Regions from separate parts of the Homo sapiens genome. Here regions 1, 2 and 3 are each linked to region 4. Evidence: chromatin loops called from intact Hi-C (ENCODE). Cell type or tissue: A673. All regions are shown on one strand. Region 1 holds the start of LINC01209 (long intergenic non-protein coding RNA 1209). Region 2 has its middle 98 kb from the start of TBL1XR1-AS1. Region 3 has its middle 78 kb from the start of MIR7977. Region 4 has its middle 28 kb from the start of LINC01208.

Region 1 (5,000 bases), 150 kb after region 4:
GACATTTATAATTGGATTTATAATTTCCTACCCTTAAGCACTGGGGATCAACCACTTCTCTGTGGTCCAATCTAGCACTTAGATTGGTAGTATCAGCTCAACTTTTAATAAGAAAAACAATCAAAGAGCTTACAAATTCTCTGAGTCTGTAAATTTCAAGAGAACTCTCCAAATGTATAATCCAAGTTAGTTTTGATAATCACAGAGTCATACATGAGTGAACATTTAAATGGTGCAGACTCTTTCTTTGTGTTTACTGAGATGGACATTCTGGCAACCTTTGTCTTCCCCAGTCTCTCATACTTGAGAGCATTTGAGTGCCAGGTCAAATACACTCTTCCCCAGGTGGCTAAAGCAGCTTTAAAAAATATTGTTGTCACTGTGTCAGATCAAGTGGAGAGGAGCAGAAATATGACTTGGGAGTCTCTATTGGTATTAGGCAGCAGGTTAGGTAGAAATTAGATTGCATTTGCTGGGATTCCATATAATGCCCTGAGAGAGCAAAACTGTTCAGTTCTCTTTATTAGTGCTAGATTTATAGTTCAAAATGAAGATTAAATTAAGAAAAAATATCAAAGTTAATGTTCTAAAGAGCTCTTTAAATTCAAGATGTTCAGTAATGTGCTTTAGCATCTGATCTGGCATTCCCAGCTCCAGAGTCACTCTTGAGCTAATCTGCTGGGCTCATTGCTATTGAACCAGTTTGTATAAATCTACTATCTTCATGCCAGCCCTGTGCTTGGAAAACCGTAATAGCTTTTTTTTTTTTTTTTTTTTTTTAAAGACGGAGTCTTGCTCTGTCGCCCAGGCTGTAGTGCAGTGGCTCAATCTTGGCTCACTGCAACCTCGGCCTCCCAGATTCAAGCAATTCTCCTGCCTCAGCCTCCTGAGTAGCTGGGATTACAGGCACACACCATCATGACCGGCTAATCGTAATAGCTTTTGAATGCTCATGAAACAAATCTGGATTCCTCTGTCCAGTTCTCAGGAACTTCCAAAACTCAGACGAAATCTCCCTAGTCCACCTCCTCATCAGCTGCTCCAATTAACCTTCTTCCCCCGACCCTACCTGGATGGTGGCTCATTACCCTACAGGCTACAGCCACACCCAGCCTTATCCCAGCATCTGGCCTTTCTTCATGCAAGTCTTCTCCACTTCAAACATCAAAACCCACCCTCAGTGCTTGGTCAAGTCCTAGCTTTCCTTGATTTCTCCAGTCCACAGAAGCCTCACCATTTTCTGAACTATTGTAGCACTCATGGGTCATTTATTAGTAGGACTTTAAGAGAACCCAAAATGATGAGAGGTATTCAAATGAGAAGGGAGGGAATACATCCTGCCCACCAAATACACGGAAATAGTGTCAGAATTCCTATGAGCTTAAGCTTAAATTATTTACACATTAACTTCCATCATTTTAAATATTGAAAGGTTCCCCTCATTCTGATATTTATTTTACTTTACCGGAAGTCCTACATTTACTCTTTCCTCTTCTAGACTATGCACTGAGAGCTGAGCTGAAGTCTCACTCCCCTTCCTATCTTCTTTTTTTAATTTATTTATTATTATTATTATTATTATTATTATTATTATTAGATGGAGTTTCGCTTTTGTTGCCCAGGCTGGAATGCAATGGCGTGACCTCAGCTCACCTCAACCTCTGCCTCCCGGGTTCAAGCGATTCTCCTGCCTCAGCCTCCCGAGTAGCTGGGATTACAGGCATGAGCCACCATGCCCGGCTAATTTTGTATTTTTAGTAGAGACGGGGTTTCTCCATGCTGGTCAGGCTGGTCTCAAACTCCTGACCTCAGGTGATCTGGCCCCTCAGCCTCCCAAAGTGCTGGGATTACAGGCGTGAGCCACCGCGCCCAGCCCACCTTCCCTTCTTCTAATTCCCAGCACCGTGCTAGCACCATGCCATGTGCCTCTGGTAAACAATCAGGAAACTGAATTTCTAGAAATAAAAAATATGACAAGAATTTCATTTGGTTACGTAATTAGGGACTTTATTGGGATCTAATCTGTGCTGAGTACTGTACTAAATATTTTAATATATATTAGCCTTAATTTTCATGACACCACCACAAATTAGGATTTTTACAGATGAGGAAAAAAGCTTGAAGTTGAAAAGCTGACCAAAGTCACACAGCTGTCAGTGGTAAAACTAAGACTCGGATGCGGGGATATCTGACTACACCAGGCTGCCTCCTTAAAGATGCAAAGCAAGGGCCGGCAGCCCCTCTGTGCTGGCGGGTAGACATCCGGACAGGGCCTTCTCCACGGCCCCTAGCGAAGCCTGTGTTCTCCAGCGCCATCTACAGCCCTTGTTCATAAAGAGCCCGTTACACGGCCTCCTGTTTCCCCGGGGTAGCAGTTAGAGGTCAGCTGCTGCAACTTCAGCTGCCAAAGTTTTTTAAAAAGCAAATGAAATTAGAGTGGAAATTTGGAAATTCCCGTGCCACATGGCCTCTGCAGTGCTCCATCTGTCAAGAGTTGGTTTTGAAGACTTTAGAAACTGTCATTCATCTAACGGCTTTGCATTATTTCTTCTGGGAAAACCCATTGCCGGGCTCAAGGCATTATCAATTTCATGTCCTCCTTGCCCTAAACTTCCCAGAAAAAAAAAGAAAGAAAGAAACGTTGCTGTCAAACTTCCTGTGGAAGCATAATTAAAAATTCTGTTCTTAGACCATCTTCACTTACAAACGTACACACCGTATTTTCAAATGGAAAGGTGTTTCCTTCCGTTTCTTTTTTTCTTTTTCAGATGAGTTATGCCATTTTATAACAGCTCCCAAGAGATATTGAGGCCTGGAGAGAAAACTGCTTTTTCCAAGTTTTTTGCAAAGACATCAGTAGGGACTTTAAGTCAGGGTTGACCTAATACTAATAATCAGATAATTCCATTCTCTCAGCCCCAGCAAAGATTTCATGAGCTTTTCTAACTTAATAAAAACTAACAAAATATCTTAGAAATCCGTCTGCCTCTAGTGAAACAGTTTACTTGTTACCAACGCTACAAGGCTATCCCGAAGTCTAGGTTAAAATAATGAAAACAAATAGGGAGAAGGTGTTACTTCAAAGCATCTATCTCAACTTTTGCAGGGGGCTAATGATGGTCTGGATCTATGTTTTATTCAAATAAAGAATGGTTCAGGGCACATATGTCTTAGAATTGCACTTGGTTTCTTCATTATTTTATCTTCCTTCTTCTTGAATACAGACATAAAGAATTCTAGAGTCTCTCTGTAATTCTCTATAACATGAAAAAAAAGGCATTGCAAGTGTTTTGGGTATAATTGTATATTCTGAATTCATTCTTAAGTGTTGTGACCACAATTACTAATTGGATCTAAGAATTTCCTAGAGTTTTTCATTTTCTTTCCCAGATGCACAATCTTCAAAGCACAGATTTTACAGTCTAACAGACCTAGTTTTGACTTCATAAGTCCACACCCTTCCCAGCTGCATTATATCTATATCGTTACTAAACTTCCTAGAATATCAGTTTCTTCTTCCATATAATGAGGACAATTAGACCTATCCGCAAGTGATGCTGTGAAGATAAAATGAGATATATAAGTAAAATACCTCACATAGTATCTGGTATAGTCTAGTCTCAATAAATAGAATTTGCCCTACCTAAAACTATAGTTCCTGCTTTTTTACATTGTTTTAACATGGCAGGTTTTTAAAATAAGGCAACACAAAGCAAACATAGATTCTCTTTTTCTGTTTTCTCTCTTTGAAATCTTCGCTTTATGAAAAAGATCCTGTAATGCATGCCTATCATGTTTCCTTTCATGTAATAACTTAGATTGGTGATTTTCTCAACAATAATCATATCGAAATATAAATGAATAACTGCCATAATTCTGTTTTTGACAGATTTAAATAAAACGCCACATGAATATAAAGTCATTTTTCATATCTTCCTGTGGATGATGCTACGAGAATAAGCTTTCAAATAACACATGGAGAAAATGAAAACAAAATCACTCACTTTTAATTCGTTCCTTCTTCTAACAAGAGAAAGGCAGTAATCAAAATATAAAAAAAAATAAAAAAAGACAACATTATGAGCTAATTCTTGAGTATTCATAATTTCATAACAGCATAGTTACACTCTAAAAAGAGAATCTTGTTTTCAACTTTAGTAGTAAAACATAAACTGGAAAGAAATTGGGATTTAGTCCTGCCTCTACCATTAAGTCACATTATTATTTAGGGGACACCATTTATCTTGCTCTGAAATAAAACTGTAAATAAGCTCCCCCAGCTCTTGAGACAATAGCTCCCTGTGGCTAATGGAGACAATTAAATTTAGATCACAGTAACAAGTAGCCATGGTGGGGTGAGAGAAGAGTCACACGCTCTCTGTTCTTAGAAAAGGCAGCTTTTGACAAACATCCCGTTGTTTTTTGTTTTTGTTTTTGTTGAGACGGAGTCTCGCTCTGTGGCCCAGGCTGGAGTGCAGTGGCGCGATCTCCGCTCACTGCAAGCTCTGCCTTCTGGGTTCACGCCATTCTTCTGCCTCAGCCTCCCGAGTAGCTGGGACTACAGGCGCCCGCCACTACGCCCGGCTAATTTCTTTTTGTATTTTTAGTAGAGACGGGGTTTCACCATGTTAGCCAGGATGGTCTCAATCTCCTGACCTCATGATCCGCCCGCCTCGGCCTCCCAAAGTGCTGGGATTACAGGCGTGAGCCACCGCGCCTGGCGACAAACATCCTGTTTTATACCCTTAAGCTAGAATAGTTCTTGTGACGGGAGCCAAGAGAAGCCATGAGAGAACCCCCAACTCCAGCTCAGCCTTTTGGAAGGAACATCTGACAGACTTCTGGTTTTGGGATTGGGAAGCCACCCAATCAGAGTTCGACTATCTGGACCAATCAGAACGAAATATAAGCTTGACTCTTTTGTCTACGTAAAAGAACATGATTGGCGGGGCGCGGAGGCTCATGCCTGTAATCCCCGCAGTTTGGTGGGCCAAGGCCGG
Region 2 (5,000 bases), 280 kb after region 4:
CCTCCCAAAGTGCTGGGATTACAGGCGTGAGCCACGGCGCCTGGCCGCATGTGTCTTTATAGTAGAATGATTTATAATCTTTTGAGTATATACCCAGTAATGGGATTAGTCAGTCAAATGGTATTTCTGGTTCTAGATCCTTGAGGAATCGCCACACTGTCTTCCACAATGGTTGAACTAATTTACATTCTCACCAACGGTATAAAAGCGTTCCTATTTCTCCACAGCCTCTCCTTCATCTATTGTTTCCTGACTTTTTAATAATTGCCATTCTGCCTGGCATGAGATAGTATCTCCTCGTAGTTTTGATTTGCATTTCTCTGATTATCAGTGATGTTGAGCTTTCTTTTATATGTTTGTTGGCTGCATAAATGTCTTCTTTTGAGAAGTGTCTGTTCATATCCTTTGCCCACTTTTTGATGGCATTGTTTGTTTGTTTTTTTTTTCCTAGTAAATTTGTTTAAGTTCCTTGTAAATTCTGGATATCAGACTTTTTGCAGATAAGTAAATTGCAAAAATTTTCTCCCATTCTGTAGGTTGCCTGTTCACTCTGATGATAGTTTCTTTTTTAAGCAAAGAATTCTAAGTTGACAGTTTTCATCCTCTAAAAGATTTCTTACCAAAGTATCATTAGGTTAAAATCTTCAGTACCACCATTAAACCAAAATCAAAGAAAGATTTTGTTTTGCTTATAGATAAATTTATGAATTTTAGTTCTTCTCCTCTCAGCTAAAAACAGGTTGTTATTGTTAGTTGATTTGTTACTCATTTTTCTTTGATTTCTCAGAAAAAGAAAACCTAATGCTGGGCTACAAAAAGTATATATGAGGTAAAAATTCTAGACTTCTTTTTATCTCTGTGGCATAGTTAGGATAGAAGTAGAAGACACTGGACATGATTTTGCTTAAAAGAATTTAGCACACTGAACAGTTGGATTAAATCCAATTTAAGAAAGAATCAGCTATAGAGAAATGAGTTGCTGAACATCCTAGAAAGAATCTGAGAGGTTTAGCATCCTTTGGCGATGGAAAATTTCCTAATACTCTCCTCCAAGAAAACAGAAAAAGGGAAGGTTTTAACTTCATAAATGAAATTTAACTCAAGATGACTGCCATTTTATTTTTACCTGGCCTAATAGGCACATACCCAGAGAGACAAAGAAAGTAAATAAGAAATGTATCCACATTAACTTCAGAGTAATTTAATAGCAAAATGCTAGCCTAGCAGTTCAAACTCAAATGAAGTTGGCATTTCCTTTACTTATTTCTGACAATTTTTCAAAATACAGCTTCTCCCAAATTAGATGTAGGAGAACAGAAAGCACTAGACTTCTCAAGCCTTTAGCTTAAAAGCAACAGAGTCATAAGTTCATTGGTTGCTGCAGACACCAGTGGAATGTCTTTTGTAAATATCTATTGGCTGACAGCTTTTTAACACTGCAACTAAAAGGGATCTGAGATTTTTAAAATAAGATGTTACTTTGCAATGCAGAAGGTAAATCTGACAGAAAGCAAATAATATTCTCAGCAAATGCAGTAGTGCAATGGACTAGCAAACGTATTAGCAAGTTAAAAAAAAAAAAAGTGTTTGAGGGCCCAGGAGCTTCACCTTTAGTAAATGACGCAAGACATAGACATACCCTTTAAAATTATGTTCACCTTAAAACCTCAGGTTTCGTCCAACACTCAGTCTCAATTCCTTACTGCAAAAAAACAATGTGACTTGAAAGACACAGTAACGGCCCTACACTACAAAGTGACATGTTTTAACCCAACAACCTAACTTTAAAGAGGAGGATCATGGTAGGGATATTTTCAAAAGATCTTAAATCAGAGCTCGAAATATATGTATCTTTTCTTTCTAAATCCAGCATACTATAATGTTCTCCTTCCTTTAAAATAACAAAGATTTTGTGCAGAATAGCAGAACAACTTTGCAAGCTTGATTAAAAGGCATATCAATTTCTAGGAATAGGTTTTATTTTTCAATCACATTTTCCTCTTCAAAAACCTTTATTAGAGTCTCAACTCTGTGTTCTGACCACATAATTTAGCAGAATGCTGCACTTCCCTAAGCCTATTTTCATCATTCAGTCGATTGTTCATCATGAATATAAATATAATCCATAGGCTTCAACAAAATGTGGTATACTTTTAGGACTACCTTAAAATAAAAGTTGTATAAATTGTCACTGAAAATTACACAGCCACATTACCTGTATTTCAAATTGTACTGATTACGTCTTTCATATACCCAACCCATTCAACAGAGATAATTAGATACCATAGGAAGCTCTAACATTATAAAATCAAAGAACTTAAGTCTCATTGTAAGCTGTGCCAACCAGGTCTGTGTTCCTAATGTTTATAAGGCATGGATGCCACCTACTGGCAAGCCTTAAAGATTGCAACATCTGACAAAAAGCCCTGACTTCATCCTTGCAACCATGTCAAAGTGTTCTATAGCCGAAATGCACCCGTTGTTAGGTGTACAGCTTGCCACTCTGGCTGTTAATATTTTTGTAAGGAGACCACACCAAAATAGTTTTGGCTTTTGTCATTATATCTCACATTGTAAATTCATCATATATGTATATAAATACATATGTTTGTTCATATATGTTTGGTTCACATTTTTTTTTAGAGACTATCCTCCTCTACTAGAATGTAATCTCAAGACCAGCAACATTCTACTGAACCTAGAACAGCGCCTGGCACTTTGTGAATATTCATCGTATAGTTGAATAAAAGAATAAATGAGCAGAATAATAATACGGTTTTAAGATAATAACGTATATTGGCTAGTAGCCAAAATTTCAAAAACAAAAAGACGTGAATCGAAACTGTGGCTCCCTTTTCTGTCTTCTATGACTTGGATTTTTGCCATATTTCTTAATTTCTTTAAGCGTTAGATTGCTCATCTACCAAATAGGCATAACATCAAGGTAGTTCAGACAATTGAAAGCACAAATATTTATACAGTATTTGGCACAGAGTAAGTGCATAATACTAAATATGATGATAATTATTATTCAATTTCACAATCTTGGGAATATAAAGTAGTACAGCCATTATGGAAAATAGTATGAAGTTTTCTCAAAAAACTACAAATAGAACTACTATGTAATTCAACACTCTCACTGATGGGTATATACTTTTTAAAAATCTATATATCAAGGATGGGCACGGTGGCTCATGTCTGTAATCCCAGCACTTTGGGAGCCAAAGGTGGGCGGGTCACTTAAGTCCAGGAGTTCAAGACCAGCCTGGGCAATATGGCAAAATCCCATTTCTACAAAAAATACAAAAAATTAGCCAGGCATGGTGGTGCATGCCTGTAGTCCCACTTACTCAGGAGGCTGATGTGGGAGGGTTGATTGAGCCCGGGAGGCATAGGTTACAGTGAGCCATGATCACACCACTGCATTCCAGCCTGGGCAACAGAGCGAGACCCTGTCTCGAAAAAAAAAAATCAGTATATCAAAAATATATTTGCATTTTCACATTTATTGCAGCACTATTCACGATAACCAAAATACAGAATGACCCTAAGTGTCCATCAACAGATGAATGGATAAAGAAAATGTGGTGTACCCACATGTTCTCACTCATAAGTGGGAGTTGAACAATGAGAACACATGGACACAGGGAGGGGAACAGTACGTACTGGGGCTTGCCATGGGGTGGGAGACAAGGAGAGGGAGAGCATTAGGACAAATACCTAATGCATGTGGAGCTTAAAACCTAGATGACGGGTTGATAGGTGCAGCAAACCACCATGGCACATGTATACCTATGTAACAAAGCTGCACATTCTGCACATGCATCCCAGAACTTAAAGTAAAATAAAAAATAAAAATAAACAAATGAAAAAAGAAAAAGAAAATGTGGTATACATACATGGTGGAATACTATTCAATCATAAAAAGGAATGAAATTCTGTCATTTGTAGCAACATGGATAGAACTGGAGCTCATTACGCTAGGTGAAATAAGCTAAGAACAGAAAGATAAATATCACATGTTCTCACTTCTATGTGGGAGCTAAAAAAAGTGGATCTCATGGAGGTAGACAGGGTTATTACCAGAGGCTGGGGGAAGGAAAGGGAGTAGGGAATGAAGAGGAGTTGGCTAATGGGTATAAAAATACAGCTAAATAGAAAGAATAAGTGATAATATTTGATGGTACAGTAGGGAAATTATAGTTAACAATAATTTATTGTATATTTCAAAATAGCTAGAATTGTAATGTTCTCAACACAAAAAAAGATAAATGTTTGAGATGATGAATGTCTCCATTACCCTGATTTGCTCATTACATATTAGATACATGTATCAAAATATCACTTGTATCCCCAAAATACGTACGACTATGATATATCGGTTGACAAACACAATAAATAAATAAAGTTTACAAGCTAAACACAAATGAGTTTTCTCAGAAACTTAGAGACATTAAGGAGCTTTATTATCAGGATGCGTGTCGAGAGCTCTTCCTTCTCCATCATCCTTGTCCTCATCTCCCAGTCTACATCTAATTTACAAAATCCTCCAATTCCACTACTCAGCCATAAAAAATAATGAAATCCTGTCTTTTGCAGCAATGTGGATGGAACTGCAAGGGAAACAAGTTAAATCTTAAGGAAACAAGTTAAATACTTCATGTTCTTATTTATAAGTTGGAGGTAAACTACATGTACACATGAACATACAAAGTGGAATAGACATTGGAGACTCCAAACGGTTGGAGGGTTGAAGGGGAAAGAGGAATGAGAAATGACATATAATTTCTCTATTATATATAACAGAAATTACACTATTTGGGTGATGGTAACACTGAAAGTTCAGATTTTGCCACTACACAATATATCCATTTAATAAAATGCACCTGTATCCCTTAAATCTATAAAAATTTTAAAAAACCTAAATCCTGCAGTTCCACCAAGTACTGGCTCTGAGTTGTTGTCCATAAAGCTTCAGCATTCAGAGAGTAACAGGTCCT
Region 3 (5,000 bases), 230 kb before region 4:
TACTACATGACCCTGGGAACTTAGTGGCCATCTTAACTCCCAACACCCAGATATTTAACATATAGAGGAAATGCCAACATTCACTCAGCACCAACATTGTCTGATGAATCACATTGGGAATCATGAGGTGTAAGAGGCTCTTGTGGGCCTTCAGTGGTACTGATTATGACCATTGAATATTCAAATCATTTCAAATCAGCATGACATCTTTGTCAATCGATACAATTATACTCGAATAGGATTCAACTTTGGCTGAATTATCATAAAGATCAGTTACAGCATTATAGCAATGGAGCCGATTAGTGTTAGTTAGGAACTGGGCCTCTGTGATGATGGGAAAGAATGCTCTAATACATCTGTACTCTGTTCCAGTGATATGGCGGCAATAAAGTATTGATTGGCTAAGTAATTGAAAGTCCAAATCACATGTAACTGAGGAAAAAGACAAACATAAGAATATAAACAAAATCTTATTTTGTTGAAAAATGATCCTATGTGATTCAGACTGCTAAAGAATCCATCTCATACTTGTGTAATGACACTGTAGACCCTGGCAATACAGTTTAGAATAATAAGATATGGTCATGATATGGTGTGATTTTGTAAAAAAAAGGCAGTACACTAAGGTACTTGGGTTCTTGGCACCTTTGTCGAAGTTCAGTCGACTGTAGGTAGTAATATGTGGAATTATATGAATTAATATATGGAATATAAATACTAATATATTAATATGGAAAACGGTATGCAGATTCCTCAAAAACTTAAAAAGAAAACTACAACATAATCCAGCAATTCCACTTCTGGTTATATAACCGAAGAAAATGAAATTAATATGTCAAAGCAACCTCTACACTCCCATGTTAATTGCAGACATATTCACAATAGCTAAGATATAGCACCAATCTAATTATCCATCAGCAAACAGATTATTAATGTAATATATAGAGAGACAATAGAATACTAATTTGCTTTAAAAAAGAGGGAAGTCCTGACCTTGGAGACAATATAGATGAATTTGGAAAACATTATGCCCAGTGAGATAAACCAGTCACAGAAAAACAAATGCCACATAATCTCATTTATGTGTCAAATCTAGAAAAGTTAAACTTATAAAAGCAGGGAGTAGAATGGTGATTACCAGGAGCAGTAGGCTAAGGGAGATTGGGAGGATGCAGTCAAATAATACAATATTTTGGTTAAACAGGAGGAATAAGTTCAGGAGATCTATTGTACAGCATAGTGATTGTAGTTAATAACAATGTACTATAAAGCTAAAAATTGCTTAAAGTAGATTTTAAATGTTTTGCCCACCAAAAAAGGATAAGTATGTGAGCTAATAAATATGTTAATTAGCTTGATTTAGCCATTCCACAATGTATACATATATCAAAACATCATACTGTACACCATGAATGTATAAATTTAGTCAATTAGAAAAATTAAAAAAATCAAAGTAAAACAAAAACCTACAGGATTGTCACAAATGTTGACTTAACGGCTCACTGAAGATTTCACTTATAATCAAACTTACTATTAGAAAAATCTTAAATTCAATTAAAATACAACTTTTAAAAAAATCAGCAAATGTCAAGAGTAAGCCTGACTGTTCTGTTTGCATGCAGTTTTTTAAGTGAGGAGTTACACAACTCGCATAATTGCAGGTGAATCAAAATAGGTAACTGAAAATTATATATAGTGTCTTAATGTTGAAGTGAAGCTGAAGAGTTTATAATTATCATAGTAATCTTCCCTCTGCTTTGTTTTCCACCTCTACTCTTTATAGTAATCTGAGCCTTTTTTTTAAATAGTTCTCAAAAATAATGGACACAGAGCTATAAATGTATATCCTTCTTGAAGTCCTTAAAAATTCTATAAAAATCATTCCTATGACCCTGCTGATGTTAGTATATACAGCTTTCAAGCTACATACCAACCCTATTCTCAATTTTTCTGTTTTGGCTTTTATACTTTCCTTCATGGACCAACACCCGCTGTATGATTAGAGCTGAACTTTTTCAAAAGACTAGTTTCACAAAAGCATAGAAAGCTTCCACTGTCTCAGATGCTTTTCCCTTTAGGTCCCTCCTACTGGTGATATGTATACACACATATGATATATTTTTCCTCTATATAGATCATATATTATTTTCCTGTATATATATACACACACACATATCAGATATATTTTCCTGTATATTTATATATCATATATTCTTTTCATCTCTATATATATCTATATCCATATCCATAGATATATAGACAGATATATTCTTTCCTCTCTCTATACATTTTAGTCAAGATAAACAGAAACAGTTCTTCTGCCAGAAAAACAGCCTTTCCTCATAGATAAATATAGATATAGATATGGATAGATATACATACAGATAGATATAGATATAGATCACCAATAGGAGAGACCTAAGGGGAAATTTATACACACACACACACACACACACATATATATATATACACACACACATATATATGGGGAAATTATATATATATATAATATAAAGACATATATATATGTCTTTATTATGCCTGTTTTCCTTTTTTTCTCTATTGACTCCTATCATCCTATCATCTTCATCAAGGCTATCGAAATTCTTTCTTGTTTATGAAAATCAAAATAAAAGGAGCACCTGCCTTATTGATATTTTTTCTGCATGGTTCTAACAACTTCTTAAAAGATGGCCAGAAGTATTATCAGTCACAAGAAGGAGGTTGGAGACGAAAGAATTCCTATGGCCTTAGGGGACAGGATTTCAAGAGCTGGGTGCTAAATTTTAAAAACATGTCGTACCCACAACTGTTCTTAACAGTGCTTCTGTGGGTTTGTGTGATGACGACACTAAAAATGCCATATTACATTGTTCTTATACAAGTGGGTCTCAATAACAGACATATAGTATGAGGGTGGGTAGATATATTATGTCTCTAATAATATTATCTAACCATCACTCTTTGCAAACTTACATCAACCTTGTTCTGATTACATGTCATATATCGAGGTTATGGGTTATCATTTCTGTCTCCTATTGGGGTGGAATCTCCAAAAGAGCAGGAGTTGTGTCTTTTTAATCTCTCCATCCGCTCCCCTGTAGTTCACTTACTTGCATATTTTCAGTGTCTTTTTCTGGCTCAATATACAATGTTTGCATCAAGACTAATGCTTGCTGCACTTCATTGGGGAGAAAGAAATTTAGGTTTAGAATGAGTTTCACAACTTTAAATGGTTCCCTGTTGACCAAAAGTAAAATCCAAACTCCTTACCATGACATGGAAAGCATCTGAGGCTCTTGATAGTTTTTAGTTTTATAGTCTCACTCACTTTTCAATTACATTAGGGGTACTCAATAATACTTCTTAGTTGCTTTCACTTCACATCTTTTATTTTTGCCTAAAATGCCCATTTTGTTTTTCTCTGCTTGATTAATACTTAATCCACTTTTCCTTCCTAACTTAAATAAAAAATTACCTTACCTCTGAGAGCTCTCCTGACACCTGCCCAAAATAGTATGTACTCCCGTTTTTAATACATTTTGAATGAGGCTTTATCACTTTTAGCTTTTATCACATTTTATGATAATTGCTTGTATATTTCCATGTCTCCTTCATGGGCACACACTGTCTTGCAAACACACACACTTGGTTGTAAGTGCTACCAAGGTAAATATTATATAGTATTTTGTTCTGCAGTTTCTTTACTTTGCACAAAGCCTGGAAAATGGTCAAAAAATGCATTTGAATAAAATTACAAAGCAATTATTTTCAAGTTAGCACTTACTCTGCCTTTTACAATTGTATGCAATTAGAGAAGTCACTTAACCCCTCTGAACTTCAGTTTCCTCACCTGCAAAAAGGAGGGAAAAATGCTTTATTTCATATGATTGCTGTAAATATTAAATTAAATGTTTTGTGTAGAACACCTTGGGGATTTCTTTAAAGTGTATTATGGGAACTATTAATATTATTAATATAAAACTAGAGGTGCTTAATAAAATGATGCTGGATGTTACAGTTTCTTTGAACTACAAGAATGAGTGAGAATAAAGGAATCAGCTTAATCTTAGTAATTAAGTTATATGGGACAATAAAATGTGCTCTCAATGAGCTTTTTGTTTTAGAAGACTGCAGCAAAAAGAGAATTTTTAAAAATGTTCTTAAAAAGTAGGATTATTTCAAGACACAATTGTATTTTTCCCACATGCTATAATGAAAACCATATTAGGTGTTTCAGTAATACTTTATCAGGGGATTTGTTTACACTCATTGGGTTTAAAATCTGACTACACTAATTTCATTAGCATCTTATTTTTGCTTGGCTCATTTAATGTTATCCAAACACTGTATTTGAAATCAGTCTCCGGAGATATATGTTTCCCCTTGAAGTTAAACTTACTTTAATGCTTGCACAGGGGATCAAGCATGGACACAGTAGATATTCAATGAGTATGAAAAACTGCAGTAGAGCATGAAGCAAAGAATGAGCCCCTGCTTATATAAATGCCTTCATTCCAAATTCAGGTGTCTATAATGTAAGGGAGCTTTCATCAGGCACCCCCTCATATTCATTATCACATGGCAGAAACACAGCAAATTGGGGGAGGGCACCCGAGTCAGAAAACCAAACACCGATTTGAGTTCATTTACTGATCTATTTACTGATTACATCTAAGGAGACTGGGAGCTTTATGCTTGTGAGGACTCCATAGGAGCTATCTCATGTAGGAGTTACCTGGGCTGAAGAAGAACTTGGTAATTTGTTCCATGTCCTCGATCACCACTTGGAGATGGGACTGGGACTGACTAGTTTCATGGCTCCTGGTTGGCCCCACTTTGTACACACAGTATCAGCATAGTCAACATGCCCTGAGGCACATAGATCTTGACTCAAGCCCACTTTGTTAAGAGTCAAAGAGGGCTTTATTTGTTTAATGATTTTCCAGGGTAGTTAATGTTCCAAGGGTCTTTAGGTTGAAAAAAAAAAAGGAGCATTT
Region 4 (5,000 bases):
AATTACAAGTGTTTTTTAATTATTTCTGCTGGAAATAATTTTATGCCACAAGCATGTAATAGTAATAACATTTTGCCCCACAATATTAAAGTAAAGTGGACCATTCAGGAGGCATGTCATGTTCCTCCTATGTTGTAATGAAACCTCTGGAGAAATATAGCAAGTCTTAGACTAAGAAATACAGAACCAGAAACATAAGCAGAGAAACAAACATGCACCAGAATAAGAAACGAAGACTTATCTACTCTTGTGGAAAAGCCTCTCTGTCAGCAAGAGTTTTGACAAAAGTTCCACAGAAAGGTATCTGCTAGAGAAGTAGGATTGCCCAGTATTTACAGTCTAGTCTCTGGACTATTACCATGTTATTTACTAGACTGCCTGAGTTCAAGGCCCAAGCATATCACTTTCAGGCTGGAAACAGTGGACGGTTATTTAACATCTCCAGCAGTCCTGTGACTCTTCAAAATAAGGTTGATGAGGATAATAACAATATTTATCTTACTGCATAAAGTAACCATGGAAAAATCAACCACGTGAGTTGTTTAACACAATACCAAATATCTGGTAGGTATTATCTCAATGTTACAGACACCCAGTGTTTTTTACTGATAAAAATGAATGTATTCTATATATCAGGCATATACATGAGACAGCATTTTGTTTCAAAAGTTGAAAAGCCAGCCTTCTGTTTTGTCTTAAAGGTGAGTCATCAAAATGCATTATATTTTATTGGAAGATTGTTTCACAAAATACATTGAACCCAGGAAAAGAAGAGGAGTTTATATCTAGAATCCAATTTTAATCACAGATTTTTCAGCTGGGCACAGGTTTTATAAAATTAGATTTATTTGTGATCATTAGCTCAAGCATTCACTTCATAGTAAAAAAAAACTAATTTACAAAGATTTGCATCATCTGAAATTTTATTAGACCCAAACGTTCAGCTTCGGGATACTTTAGCAATGATTTTTAATGTTTTGTAAAGCTCTATAAACTTACTACATAAAACAGAACTTCAGTAGTCACTTTGCTTTAAAGTGAAAACATATACGTACTTACAACAACAATAACAAAAGTAAATTACTAACTTTTCTTTTGAGACTGAGTTTGAGGTCTCACTTTCCTGGCCATAATGCAAAGCTAAAATGGGTTCCCATTCATAAACTGAAGAATTCAGAGTCCAGTATGACCTTCACTAGAAATTCTCTTCCATAAGAAAATGTCTATGATTCTACTTGACATGCCATAATATCTTTTTAAATACCCTGACCTTTTTTTGCTTTGCTTTCTCTGTTTTGCATGACTTAATCATAGACCCCTGAGACATGGTTACTCTTTGTCTTGTACTTGATCTTAGAGAGGGAAGTTGGAGCAAATGTTCTGATATCAATGTCACTGAAAAAATTTTCTTCAGTAATTAAATGATTCACTGTTTCAACTATTTATTTCTACAAATATTTATTAAATAGTTACTATCTAATTTTTCTTACCCCAAAAGAGGAAAAAGAAAAGGAAGGCCCATTTAACAGACCAAAAAAATTATAAACACCATTATTTATTGACTACTTCTTCTAAGCCAAATACCTAAAAGGTAGGTAGACTTATTTTTACTACTCTACAGATTAAAACTGATGTTCATAACTGATGTTCACCAAGTCACAAGGCTGAAGTGATCCGCTCAGAGCTGTCCAATCTCAATGTCTATGTTCTGAACAACTCCTCCTCTCATGATGTCAATTTTTTTTTAAAAGGAGGGCCAGAACATAAATACACAAGAAAATGAAACATGGCTAGGACTTTCTAAGAGCAAAACTTAATATTCAGAAACCTGAAGCATGTTTTAAGTTAAAATAAAAAGCCTAGAATATATTCTATTCCTAAGTAGGCTCATTCTCATTCAATCTGATACTATACCAAAATTTTCAAATCATACTTTAAAATTCTTTTCCAATTCCCAGCCCATTCTTACTCTGAATCTCCCATTCTTATCAAGAGCATATACTTGCTTCTTTGTATGGATTAAATTTGCCAAGATATTTTGATTCTGAGATTTCATGGTTAAAAAGGAAAATGTACCAGAATAAGATCATGATTCTGTTTCTTCACGTGCCCTCAGTCTCTGGCCACAGAAAAAAAGGTATATTTTGGTCCAAAAGACAAAATACTAGGTTTCTACAGCTGAAATTCTTTTCAGTTTACATTTTCTTCCTGGAAGTTTGTAGTATACCTTTGCATACATTTGAATTTTTCATCTCAGTTTAGAAGCAAGTGATTTAGCATATCTGCCTTATTGAGGGTTTATATTTTAATTAAAACTTTGTCATCTGGTTCTTTCTTGGCTGCTTTTGAAATTGCATCCGCTGATTGAGAATAACAAAATTCTCAGTCACTTCCTTCCTACCTCAATGCCTGACTAACCTCAGGACTCAGGCCCAGAGAAAGAGAAAATGCTCTTGGAAATCATGGAGAAGGCCACAGTGGTTTATTCCTGAGCTCTTTGTCATTCTGATTCTATTGTGGCTCACTGAATGGTGTACATTTACCCAAAAAAAGTCTGTAGGTTTTAACCATGGCCATTCTTCATCTTGCAGTAATGTGAAAACAACTCTAAGTAATGATACCTGAAATAAAGCATTATTAAAGGAAAAATGAGATCACTTGAAAGGAAAGAGCACAATTAAACAGAACATTTTCTAAAACCGTGCACAATTTTAAATGTAAATGCTGACACTTACAGATATTTATCTGTTCCATACGTACTCTCTCCATCTGAAATATATTTTCCGAACGGTATACCTTGAATTGGTATGAAAGTTCCTGTTTATCCATTATTAAGCAATACAGCATCTGGGAAGCCCAGACCACAAGCATGTATGTGTTTATTTTTCAAGGGCAACATTGCCATCTACAGGATATGAAATGACAAAATTTCACCACTCCCTTAAACATGTTTGCAGTCAAAACTAGAAATCGCTGAGATTGAAATATGTGTCCAAATTCAGTCCTATTTGATTATCCTGCCAGACACCATATTTCACAAATTATCTCATCTCACAGCTAACTAAAAAAAATAAAAAGAAAAGAATGCATTAAGCTGACTGCCAAATGTCACAGCTTCTTTGTCTTTGAAAATTGCATTAGGGGTTTACTCAAAGGCTTTTCACCATGATAAATGTTAAGGAGCTGAGAGAAAAGCTATCAGAATGAGGTGGTTAGGTTTTTAGTTGGTTATAACTAACACCAAATTCTCTGGAAGTTAGCTGAATATGTGTTACCTAAACTTCCTCATAGAATTCAAATAACGCAACAGCTTTTCCTTCATAGATTTCAAGTAACAAATAGAGCTAATCGTTTTCCCCTAGTACAAGGAGGCAACTGATATCTGTTGCTTAAAGAATCTGATCATTTAATCAGACTTCCCAACATTCAGATGGCATGACAAAGGGGAGGCTCTCAGACTGTTTTGTGAGGGAAGAAACAGAGGCACAGTTAGGTGCTGACCTTGAAAAGCTTAGCTCATTGTCAGGCTGTCCTATTTTAGCAAAAGTGAGAGACAGGAAAAGGGAGACAACATAACTCATTTTCTCCGTTTTGACACACAGGCTAAAATATGAGCCAGGAAAAGATATAGAATATACAAATGGTATTAAGAAGCTATTTTTGACTGCTCAGTCTGACCTCAGTTGAGTTGAAATTGGAATTACAATATTTATTAGAAAAAGCTTGCGTTTCAGGAAAAGCTATTACAATTTTCTAGTACATTTCTAATCTCCTTTCCTGGAGATATTTAATATTAGGATGTATAATTAGCTCACTCTAAGTCCTTAATTGTGGCTCGCCTAGAAAGTAAGTGATGGACGTGCTGGCAGCGTATGACCCTACTGTCTTGTGATTTTTTTTTAATCAACTCCCACAGAAAAGATGGGAATAATGTAAATTAAAGCCATCTCAATCATATAGTGGTGTGTAAAAATCAAGTTTACTTTATTATCACACTGCTAACTAGAAAGTATTCTATGAAAAAATGGGGTTTGAGCACCAAAGAAAAACCCTCATTAAAACAAGAAAACAGTTTGAAAGAACTCAGTATTGGGGTTTCGTTTCCGATGTGTGCTTTACAGCTTTTCATCATATATCCAGCCTGTTGTCTGTGTATATGAACCAAGTTTGAATCAAAAGATTCCCTCCAAAAAAAAAAAAAACCTAGCCATAAAAACAAGCTTAATTTATCTGTAGTCCAGCTAAATGCAGTCACCAAACTAGAAATGTTTACATGGACTAAACAAGTAGCTTTTTATCCGAAGGAAATTAAATAAAATAAGGGGCCACCCTTTGTCTAAAACCAGTATGGTTACTTCCATTGAAAAGTAGTTTATATCATATCATCCATTGCTAAAAATAAGATAGAGGGCACCCTCTTAATAGAAACTGTTTTCCTCAAGGTTCCCAATGACCCCAACATTGCCACATCCAAAGGGCAATTCTTAGTCTTCATTTTATTTGACACCTGAGCACTTGACATTATTGTTTCATACTTCCTGAAACATTGTCTCCAGCTGGCTTCCAGAATATACTATACTCTTAATTTTCCTTCCAAGACCTTGGCCACTTCTCTCTGCCTCTTCTTCCTTTTTCTGATCTCTGAATGCCAATGTGCCCTCAGATATCAGTCCTTAAGCCACTTTTCCTCCATATCCACACTAAATATCTAGATGACTTTATCCTTCCTATGCTTTAAATATCATCTGTATGCTAATGACTCCCAAATGTATATGTCAGCCCATATTTTACCTCAGCCCTAGACACTTATGTCCAAATGCCTATTCAACACCTCCATTTTGCTATCTAATGGAACATCTCATGCCTGATATGATTAAAACGAAATTTTTAAAAATTATTTCACACCTCTGTACTTGCTTCTTTTTTAGGGTTATCCATCTCAGAAAATAACATCTTTCAGACATGCAATACATATTTACTCAAGTAGTTTGTAATTAATT

Evidence for each region. Peaks named below come from ENCODE experiments on the same cell type or tissue, not always from the same donor. Only the 100,000 strongest peaks of a DNase experiment are listed, where the experiment ranks them.
Region 1: a loop joins it to region 4, with 2.4 times the contacts of the local background. A loop is called at or near these places in 3 of 110 quality-filtered maps.
Region 2: it touches region 4 in a loop (6-fold over the local background); 11 of 110 quality-filtered maps call a loop at or near these places.
Region 3: a loop joins it to region 4, with 3 times the contacts of the local background. A loop is called at or near these places in 5 of 110 quality-filtered maps.

The regions. Positions count from the first base shown.
Region 1 is chr3:176,812,170-176,817,169 of GRCh38, forward strand. It overlaps LINC01209 (long intergenic non-protein coding RNA 1209), which reads right to left and starts at 4,832. Exons shown (of 2, transcript NR_110819.1): 1 at 4,005-4,832; 2 at 1,986-3,557. In A673, a CTCF peak has its summit at 2,323 (motif pointing left); a DNase peak (open chromatin) is centred at 2,302.
Region 2 is chr3:176,936,812-176,941,811 of GRCh38, forward strand. No RefSeq gene overlaps it. Among named protein-coding and RNA genes, the nearest start is that of TBL1XR1-AS1, 98 kb to the right of the region's middle. In A673, a CTCF peak has its summit at 2,395 (motif pointing left); a DNase peak (open chromatin) is centred at 2,380; H3K4me3 peaks cover 602 bases.
Region 3 is chr3:176,434,742-176,439,741 of GRCh38, forward strand. No RefSeq gene overlaps it. Among named protein-coding and RNA genes, the nearest start is that of MIR7977, 78 kb to the right of the region's middle. In A673, no CTCF peak of the experiment used is centred here; no DNase peak of the experiment used is centred here.
Region 4 is chr3:176,661,160-176,666,159 of GRCh38, forward strand. No RefSeq gene overlaps it. Among named protein-coding and RNA genes, the nearest start is that of LINC01208, 28 kb to the left of the region's middle. In A673, CTCF peaks have their summits at 2,929 (motif pointing left) and 3,132; a DNase peak (open chromatin) is centred at 2,892; H3K27ac peaks cover 897 bases.